2 separate regions of the Homo sapiens genome follow, and region 2 is linked to region 1. A link is a loop called in an ENCODE intact Hi-C map of the cell type or tissue named here. Cell type or tissue: psoas muscle. All regions are shown on one strand. Links, peaks and the distances in the headings refer to the core of each region. The heading gives the core; the rest is flanking DNA.

Region 1 (4,406 bases), core at 210-4,209:
CACCAATGTTCATGTCTAATTTTACTACAACAAAACTTAGGTTTAATGATGACCCATTCATAAGAATAATCAGGCACGTTTACTGTTACTGCCATCCTTTCAGAACCCCTCCATTGTTTAACTGTTTAGATCAAAGATGTAAAGGCATCTTGTTACATGTTTCTAATCTAACAATAACTAAGTAAAGCCCATGGCGTTCTCCATGGTGCTTGAGATGGTCACATCAGGGTCACAAGAGAGGTGGAGTAGGGTGGGAGGAATGACCCCACTTGGAGCAAAGTGCTCTTGAGTTCACAAGCCAACCCCACCATTACCAGATGTCTGAGAGCCTGCTACCCTCCTCAAGATTCAGATTCCTTCACCTGTAAAGTGCAAATGTTAAAGCCTTCCTACGAGGGTTCCTATGAGGAACCAGCACGGAGTAAGGATTCAACAGTAGTTGTTGCTACATGAATGTTAAATCAGAGAAGACTGTACAGGGTTATCTTGTGGTCTAACTAAAACAAGGTTGCTGGCAACATGGATGGAACTGGAGCTCATTGTGTGAAGTGAAATAAGCCAGGCACAGAAAGTCAAATACTGCATGTTCTTGCTTATATGTGGGAGCTAAAAAAGTGAATGAGCAGAAAGAGGAGAATGATGGTTCTCAGCAAACTAACACAAGAACAGAAAACCAAACGCCGCATGTTCTCACTCATAAGTGGGAGTTGAACAGTGAGGACACATGGACACAGGGAGGGGAACATCACCCCAGGGCCTGTCAGGGTGTCAGGGGCTAGGGGAGGGATAGCATTAGGAGAAATACCTAATGTAGATGATGGATTGATGGGTGCAGCAAACCACCATGGCACGTGTATACCTATGTAACAAACCAGCACATTCTGCACATGTACCCCAGAACTTAAAATAAAATTTAAAAAAAAGAAAGAGTAGAATGATGGATACCAGAGGCCGGGAGGGCACTCAAAATACGTACGACTATTATATATCAATTATGAATTTAATGCATTAAAAATAAGCCTGCTGGATTGGAAATGTCAGTTCATGTAGATTTTATGTTTGTATCCCCAAACTGCCTAAACTCATCAAACTTTTGATCAGTCAGTAGAATTAAATAAATTTGGAAACCATATTGCCCAATAAGGGAAAAAAATGGTCCCTGATGTTTGAATCCAGCCCTGTGTGGCGAATAGTTTGCGTCCTCCTTGTAAATGCTATGCATGGGAGACTTCTACCATTTGGACCTGTCAGGAACTTCTTTCTAACATTGTATTTGTTAGAGCAAAGGAAGACAGATTGAAGAGAAAAAAAAAAAGAGAGAAGCAGCCACCCTTTATCTTTCTGACTATTTTTCCTCGTCCTCCCCCCAGTATGACTTCGTGGAGCTCCTGGATGGCAGCAGGCTGATTGCCAGAGAGCAGCGGAGCCTGCTTGAGACGGAGAGAGCCGGGCGGCAGGCGAGATCCGTCAGCCTTCATGAGGCCGGCTTTATCCAGTACTTGGATTCTGGAATCTGGCATCTGGCTTTTTATAATGATGGGAAAAATGCAGAGCAGGTGTCTTTTAATACCATTGTTATAGGTAAGAATAGTCTTCAAAGCAGCATTTTCCAGGCTATAGCCTAAACGCCGTGTTTAATAAAAACTAAATTATCTGTACCAATTTGGGGTAATTCCTAGGGTGTTAAAGCCCAGGTAAAATGTGAGAATTATTTTTAAACCTTTATTTGGGAATATGTGACAAACTGTGAAGCACTGGGAGAAAATATTTTCTGGAATTACCTTGGGAGAGGAGAATATGTCATGAAACACTTTGAAAATCTGCATTTGAAGTGACAGTGCTTTGCTTTACTACTCAAATTATCTAGCATAAATGAAGATCAAAGTGATACCGTTTATCTTTTGCAAGAGGCAGGCTATACAACAAGTGTTCCTTCTTTCCTTTTTCTTCAGAGTCTGTGGTGGAATGTCCCCGAAATTGCCATGGAAATGGAGAATGCGTTTCTGGAACTTGCCATTGTTTTCCAGGATTTCTGGGTCCGGATTGTTCAAGAGGTATGCAAGTTAGATTCTTCTCTTAAGCCGATATAAATAAGCTGTAGAAACACAAGTGATTCCAAAAACTACCGAGACAGGAAAGAAAGGGGGGGGGAGACTGGCATATTGCTTGTTCCAGCGATGTGTCTTTTCTTTCGGAAGCTCGGTGGAAAGTGTGGCTGTAATTCTTCTGTCGTGTCTTGTTTCACAGCCGCCTGTCCAGTGTTATGTAGTGGCAACGGGCAGTACTCCAAGGGCCGCTGCCTGTGTTTCAGCGGCTGGAAGGGCACCGAGTGTGATGTGCCGACTACCCAGTGTATTGACCCACAGTGTGGGGGTCGTGGGATTTGTATCATGGGCTCTTGTGCTTGCAACTCAGGATACAAAGGAGAAAGTTGTGAAGAAGGTAAACATGTCAATATTCACAGAAGTCTGTTGTTATCTTCATAAAGAAACAGATTGTATCTGTAATCTTTAGTTGGGCAGATCTCTTTTATACGCTTCCTTTTGAAAGCAATTTTGAAAAATCCATGTTTATGAATGCATTGTTTTACTAACATTTTAACTAATAAAAAGAACAAGCACCAAAGGGCCCCTTTGCTCTTTTTCAGCACTGTGAATCATTCCTTTTCTTCACTCTGAGAAAGCAAGCAAACCTTTATGCCTTGAAACTAACAGCGGACGGTTGATTTTATTTTTCTTTTTATAGTTTTTTACATTGATGCCAGCTTCTAAATCTAGCATTTTGACATCTCTAGAAAGACAGAGTAGTACACATAATATGCTACCTAAAAGAAGTATGACATCATGGATGTGTTCCATAGCTGTATACGTATAATGATGAGAGTCGAGATACCATACTGTAAAGTGCAGGTGAATTGTTTTTTCAGAAAGCAAAAAAGCACCATTTCCATTCTTCAATCAAATTGATTTTATTGATCTGCACACACAAAGTAATGCAATTAAGTCTCTGGAATTAAATTTTCAGGCCATTGACCCTACAAGTGTAAAGTTTTATTGAGTCAAATTGCTAAATTAAATCTCGTCATCTAAAGCACATTGAAGTGAATTAAGAAGGATAGAGAGTATGCAACTCATTTATTTCTCAAACAGTGTGAGGATCCCATACAGCTGTCAGTACTCAGTGGTCACAGATTTTGTTATAGAGAAGGCAATACTTATTACTCTGTGATTAGGCAGAACAGAGAGCAATAGTCTGAAACCTCAAGAGCCTGTGTGTGTAATTCAGGAAAATTACAAATCCTTGCAAGAGTCTCAATTACCTAAATGGCATTAGGCTGGATCTTAATGCTTTATTGTATTATAATTCTTTGCATTTTCAGAAACAAGTTCTTGAAAATGGTAGATAAATATTTGATTTTCCAAAATGTTCATATAAATTAGATTAGGATTTAATTCTTTTTTCTGCATGCACTATGATATCTTCTGGATTTAATAAAATTGTTCTTTTCTTTACACCAGCTGACTGTATAGACCCTGGGTGTTCTAATCATGGTGTGTGTATCCACGGGGAATGTCACTGCAGTCCAGGATGGGGAGGTAGCAATTGTGAAATACTGAAGACCATGTGTCCAGACCAGTGCTCCGGCCACGGAACGTATCTTCAAGAAAGTGGCTCCTGCACGTGTGACCCTAACTGGACTGGCCCAGACTGCTCAAACGGTGAGGTTAATAAATGCAGTACAATCGAGTTGCTTAATACTGTTTGGCTAAAGATGATATTTTAATCTTTAAACCTCCCTTTTTAAACCTAATACAAATTTTAGTAAAGTGATTCTTTATGGAAATAAATATTAAAAGTAATGATATGTAGTTGCCTTATAAAAAAGAAGGAACCAGGCTTAGCCAGTTTGTCACTAAAATTTCCCCTTTAGTATTATGCGGAGACTCATCTTTCATCTGCATGAGATACCATATCTTCTTAACTCTCAATTTATGGAACTACTAACCAAAACTAACCTCTCTAAAATCTTAAGTATAGCTTGGGGATTTAAGCACATTATCTTATAAACAGGGAAGGCTCAATTTAAAAAAATCATTTGACAATATAAGGCTAAACATCACAGTAAAGAGTATACAGGTATAGACATTATGATATGAATAAATGGTTCAACACTGAGTTTTTAATCATAATAACATGGTTATAATAGAAATAAGACAAGGTAATTTCATTCAATCAGCCAAGTTGTTATTGAGCACTTACTATGTGCATGGCATTGTGATAGGCCCTGTAAGACTGAAAGACTTAACAAATCGTGTCTGCCCTCTAGAACAATGGCTTTCTAATTTTTTGACCTTGAACTATCATCATGACCTAGTATAAGTATACATGCACATACTCACATAATT
Region 2 (4,406 bases), core at 187-4,186, 200 kb before region 1:
ATATCAAGCCTAAATTTATTTTTTATGGTCACAGAGTTCCTAAAGGTTAAAAACTTTCAGAATGGGTCTGCATAGGGCCCTCCCACCGGCCTCCTGAATCCCTCCTCCAGTGACTTTCCTGTCAGGTTTATAATGTCTTTTCGTTCTTTATTTCTTGATTGCATTCTATGATTTTCCCCTAAGACAAGCTGTATGATTAAATTACCCAAGTTTCCAGGATTATACTTTTCTTTACATAGCACAAGCTGTTTAATACATTTTGTATCTGAGATGCAACAAATCACATCTGAGATACACAGATAAACAGCAGTTCATCTACTTTATTTTTTAATACTTATTTTTAATAATCAAATAAAATCATACTTTATGTCTTTAAATCATATTTTTAATTACAGAAAGTGAATATTGAAAAACAAAGTAAAAAATAATGAATAAAATTATGCAGATGCTCTGGAAAATACCTGGAGAGAACCTGTGACTAATTTGGTACAAAGCAGAACAAATGTTAATTTAGTTATAGATTATATATACTTTTATATCATACCAATTGTCAATTTTACACATAGTGAGAACTGTTTCAACTGTAAAATGTCTTTCAGGAACAAATCTGAATATTAATTTAGCTTACTTGTTTCTGTGGAACTTAAACACTTTTGCACTTTTCTTTAGAATTTTGAATTTTAAAAAATTAAAAATAACTTTTGTAATTGAGGTAATAATCCTCATTTGTAGTGTTGAAAATATTATTTTCATACTACTCTCATTCTTTAAAAATAAACACTAAAAATAACCAGTCCAGTAAAATTAAAGAATTAGTCAAATTTTTTCTAATGTCATGTGAAAATTTATTGACTATTTTATTTTTTGAAATATTAGTGCCATTGTAGTGCCAGTTAAAATATTTAATGGTTGATGTACGGTACTTTGCTAATATTCATTCTGCTTATGTCATTCTTATAATATTTTTAGGAAAAAAATTTGAGTTTCATATGTAGAGTTTTTTTTTTAATAATTAATCTCCTGTAAAGAAGTGTGCCATATGGTGTAAAATTTTGCTGTACTATTTTTCAAGATTTTTTTGTAGCCCTCACCGTGAGTCTTCCCAATCACAGGCTTTCATCCTTATACAGTGACTTGACTCTTTGCCACTAGAGGGCAGTAAAAAAATTTATATGTTAATAAATATACCATTGTAGCATTTTTTTAGGCTTTTGTACTATTGTTCTAGAATATCAACCCTGGAAAGTTTATCTAGATGTCTGCTCTTCAACCAGAAAGGAAATACACAAACCTGGGTAAATTTATCTTCAAATCTTTATGGATTATACTTAAATTTTGTGTTGGTTATATTAAAACTAGTTATGATATTATAGATAAAATATTATTTAATCATGCAGAGTTTCTAGAAATGTATGGTTTTAAAGTACTCCTTTTGTTTTATTAGGGTGGGGATTATTTTAGGAATGGAAGACTTTTATGATTGATGGTTGTTGGCTAAATTTTATTGGATAGATTCTTATTTGGTACATTTTATTTACTAGTATATTTTACTTGAAGGAATGTTTGTCTTTTAAAATGTTTTTCAATTTTTTGAAAATTGTAGTTGGAAACTAAAAGATTCAGTACGTAAAATACTTTGGACCCAATACTTGTCATAATTTTCCTTAACAATATAGTTAAGTGTTCAGTTTAGTTTCCTGTTAGACACAAAATACAGTCTTTTAGCTTGGCAAGTTAAAAGTCTGTAATTTTCAGAAGTGGGTAGAATTACTGAGGGATAGAAATGTTAAAATTTTCTAATGATACTATACATGTTTATAATTTATTTAGTTCTGTGATGAAATACCAAAGACCACTTTTATGGATTAGTCAGGCTACGTTTTTATATTAACTTACCTTTTTATTTATTTTATTTTAATATAAATAAATTCATGAATTTGACGATTATAAATATATTTATTATAGTCAGCCCATCATCCCCAGAACACTGCAGCCTAAACTCAGGCTTATGAGTACTTAATTACTAAATTGGAAAGTGTAGCATCTTGTTAAAACAGCAAGGCTTATGATATCGAATGTGTAATTTTGAAGAAATGAGGAATGCCATTTGTTTTTATTAAGCTGGGATTTGAGTGTTTGAAGAAAGCATTGAGGGAGGCATTTCTTTAGAAACTGAAGTAATAATCCTCATTTGTAGTGTTGAAAATACTATTTTTACAGTACTCTGACTCTTTATAAATAACCATAGGATCTACTGATAAATTGTTTTTTGTCATTTTCCATTCTATGGAGAATTCTACGTAACTTCAAAATTAGAAGTAAATATTTTTGATCTCTTAATGGAGTATAATTTTCTTGTGAGGGAAAACCCAATATATATTGATTTAGGATTTCTGAGATATAAGAACCTTTTTTATGATATTGATATTCTGTAAAAACAAATAAACGGATGGAATTATAAAGTCTTTTTCCCTGAAGTGTTGCCTGCACGTTTAGAAAATAAATGTATTTAGAAAAGACAAAAGTAAAGAATAGTTATTTTTTTTCACATAATCTATTAATATATTGTATTCTTCCTTGGGTATGATGGATAGCAACAGGAAGTATTTGATTATAGTTTCAAAAATTGTATCAACAGTATTCTGTTTTGAGAATTACGATCTATATTATTGTAGAATTTTAAAAGTGGTTTTCCAGATATCACATTTTTAATCTCTCTGAGCTGTGTGGAAGATTCACTTATTTTGGTCATGCTAAGCTTCCTTAGTGAAATTGGCACTAAAAATAAAACCAATAATAATAATTTAACAAGTAAAATCTTGAGTGGAGTCTAGAATTTTACAGTAATTTAGCAAGATATCTTAAGTTTCACTCTCCCAGTCTTTCAAACTGAAGCCTTTTGCAAATATAGCTGCTGGAGGCTCTTGGTATCGTTAATTGTTTGCTAAAATATCCTAGAAACACAGCAGGCCAGTTTTCTAATGATGTTTTTCAAAATCACAATTTCCTTTTGCCAAAGTGTGAAAGAATTGTTTTTGAAATACAGTTTTTAAGTTTGCTTGTAGGCCTTAAGTAACTAATATATTAACACATTTGCTTTAAATTCATATATATGCATATATATTTAATTTTAAAAAGTGTCTTCGTAAAGATGAAAAGTTAAAATTTGGTTCTAATTCTATTTGGAACTCTGTATCTTTGAAAACAGTACTATTTAATGAACAATTGGTTGTATCATTTTAATTTTTCTTTTTTTTGAAAAATCAAAGCATATAGATATTTTATGAAATTTTCTTAGGCTTCTTGTATTTTAACTCTGAATTTATGTGGTGGATCTCTAGACACAATATGAATTTTCTGTCAATGACTAAAATATGGTTTTATTATGTCAAATCTGAACTGACATATTTTTAGGCAATTGTTTCAGGGAACAGAGAATTGGGTATTTGATTTTGAGATATACGGAGTCATTTTATTGAGTTTGAAAGGCACAAGTAGTTGAGAGAGTTTCCTTTTTTTCTGTTAAATACTAGTCTATTTGAAGAGTCGTTTTCTTTTCTTTCTTTCTTTCTTTTTTAATATAATCCTCTTATCTATTGCTTGGGGTTAGAAGTTGAGAAATTGCATTTTGCCAAAGTGAATAATTGAGAATTTGTAACACAGACTCTGAAAAATAATTCAGAGAGAGGCCAAGAGAGTTTCTATAACAAGTCGTAAATATATTTTTTAAAGAAACAGACTGAAAAACTAATTTCTAAATCAAGATTTAAATGTAACAATAAACAAGGAGTTAAAGAGAAAGTCCAGATATAAACCTAAAAGTTAAATCGCTTTTCTTTATCTTGAACTTTGTGACAATAAAGAAGACACCTCATTTTCTCTTTTACTTTACCTTGACTTTTCTGAAATTCTTATGAAATAAGTATAGCTCCTGTTAGTTATCTGTTTTAAACAATCTTTTGTGCTTAAAGATTCATTATTCAGTAGGGTAAATCCTCACCTTTACACTTACGTTGAGATTTTTTTAAAATTATTTTTCTACTTTAAAATATGATTATAGGCCGGGCACGGTGGCTCACACCTGTAATCCCAGCACTTTGGGAGGCCGAAGCAGACGGATTGCCTGAGCTCAGGCGTTCACGACCGGCCTGAGCAACACGGTGAAACCCCGTCTCTACTAAAATACACAAAATTAGCCAGGCATGGCTGTGTGCACCTGTAGTCCCAGCTACTGGGAAGGCTGAGGCAGGAGAATTGTTTGAGCCCAGGAGGCAAGGGTTTCAGTGAGCCGAGATGGTGCCACTGCACTGCAGCCTGGGCAACAGAGTGAGACTCTTGTCTCAAAAATCAATCACTCACTCAATACAATAAAATACAATACAATTATAATTTACTTCTAACAATAA

What was found. Peaks named below come from ENCODE experiments on the same cell type or tissue, not always from the same donor. Only the 100,000 strongest peaks of a DNase experiment are listed, where the experiment ranks them.
Region 2: a loop joins it to region 1, with 2.0 times the contacts of the local background. A loop is called at or near these places in 1 of 110 quality-filtered maps.

The regions. Positions count from the first base shown.
Region 1 is chr4:182,678,296-182,682,701 of GRCh38, forward strand. TENM3 (teneurin transmembrane protein 3) reads left to right here. Exons shown (of 28, transcript NM_001080477.4): 8 at 1,371-1,581; 9 at 1,953-2,054; 10 at 2,248-2,442; 11 at 3,519-3,719. Among named protein-coding and RNA genes, the nearest start is that of DCTD, 240 kb to the right of the region's middle. In psoas muscle, for the core only: no CTCF peak of the experiment used is centred there; a DNase peak (open chromatin) is centred at 2,306; H3K4me3 peaks cover 677 bases.
Region 2 is chr4:182,477,454-182,481,859 of GRCh38, forward strand. All of the region lies in intron 3 of TENM3 (teneurin transmembrane protein 3), which reads left to right. Among named protein-coding and RNA genes, the nearest start is that of TENM3, 240 kb to the left of the region's middle. In psoas muscle, for the core only: CTCF peaks have their summits at 1,140 (motif pointing right) and 2,559; no DNase peak of the experiment used is centred there.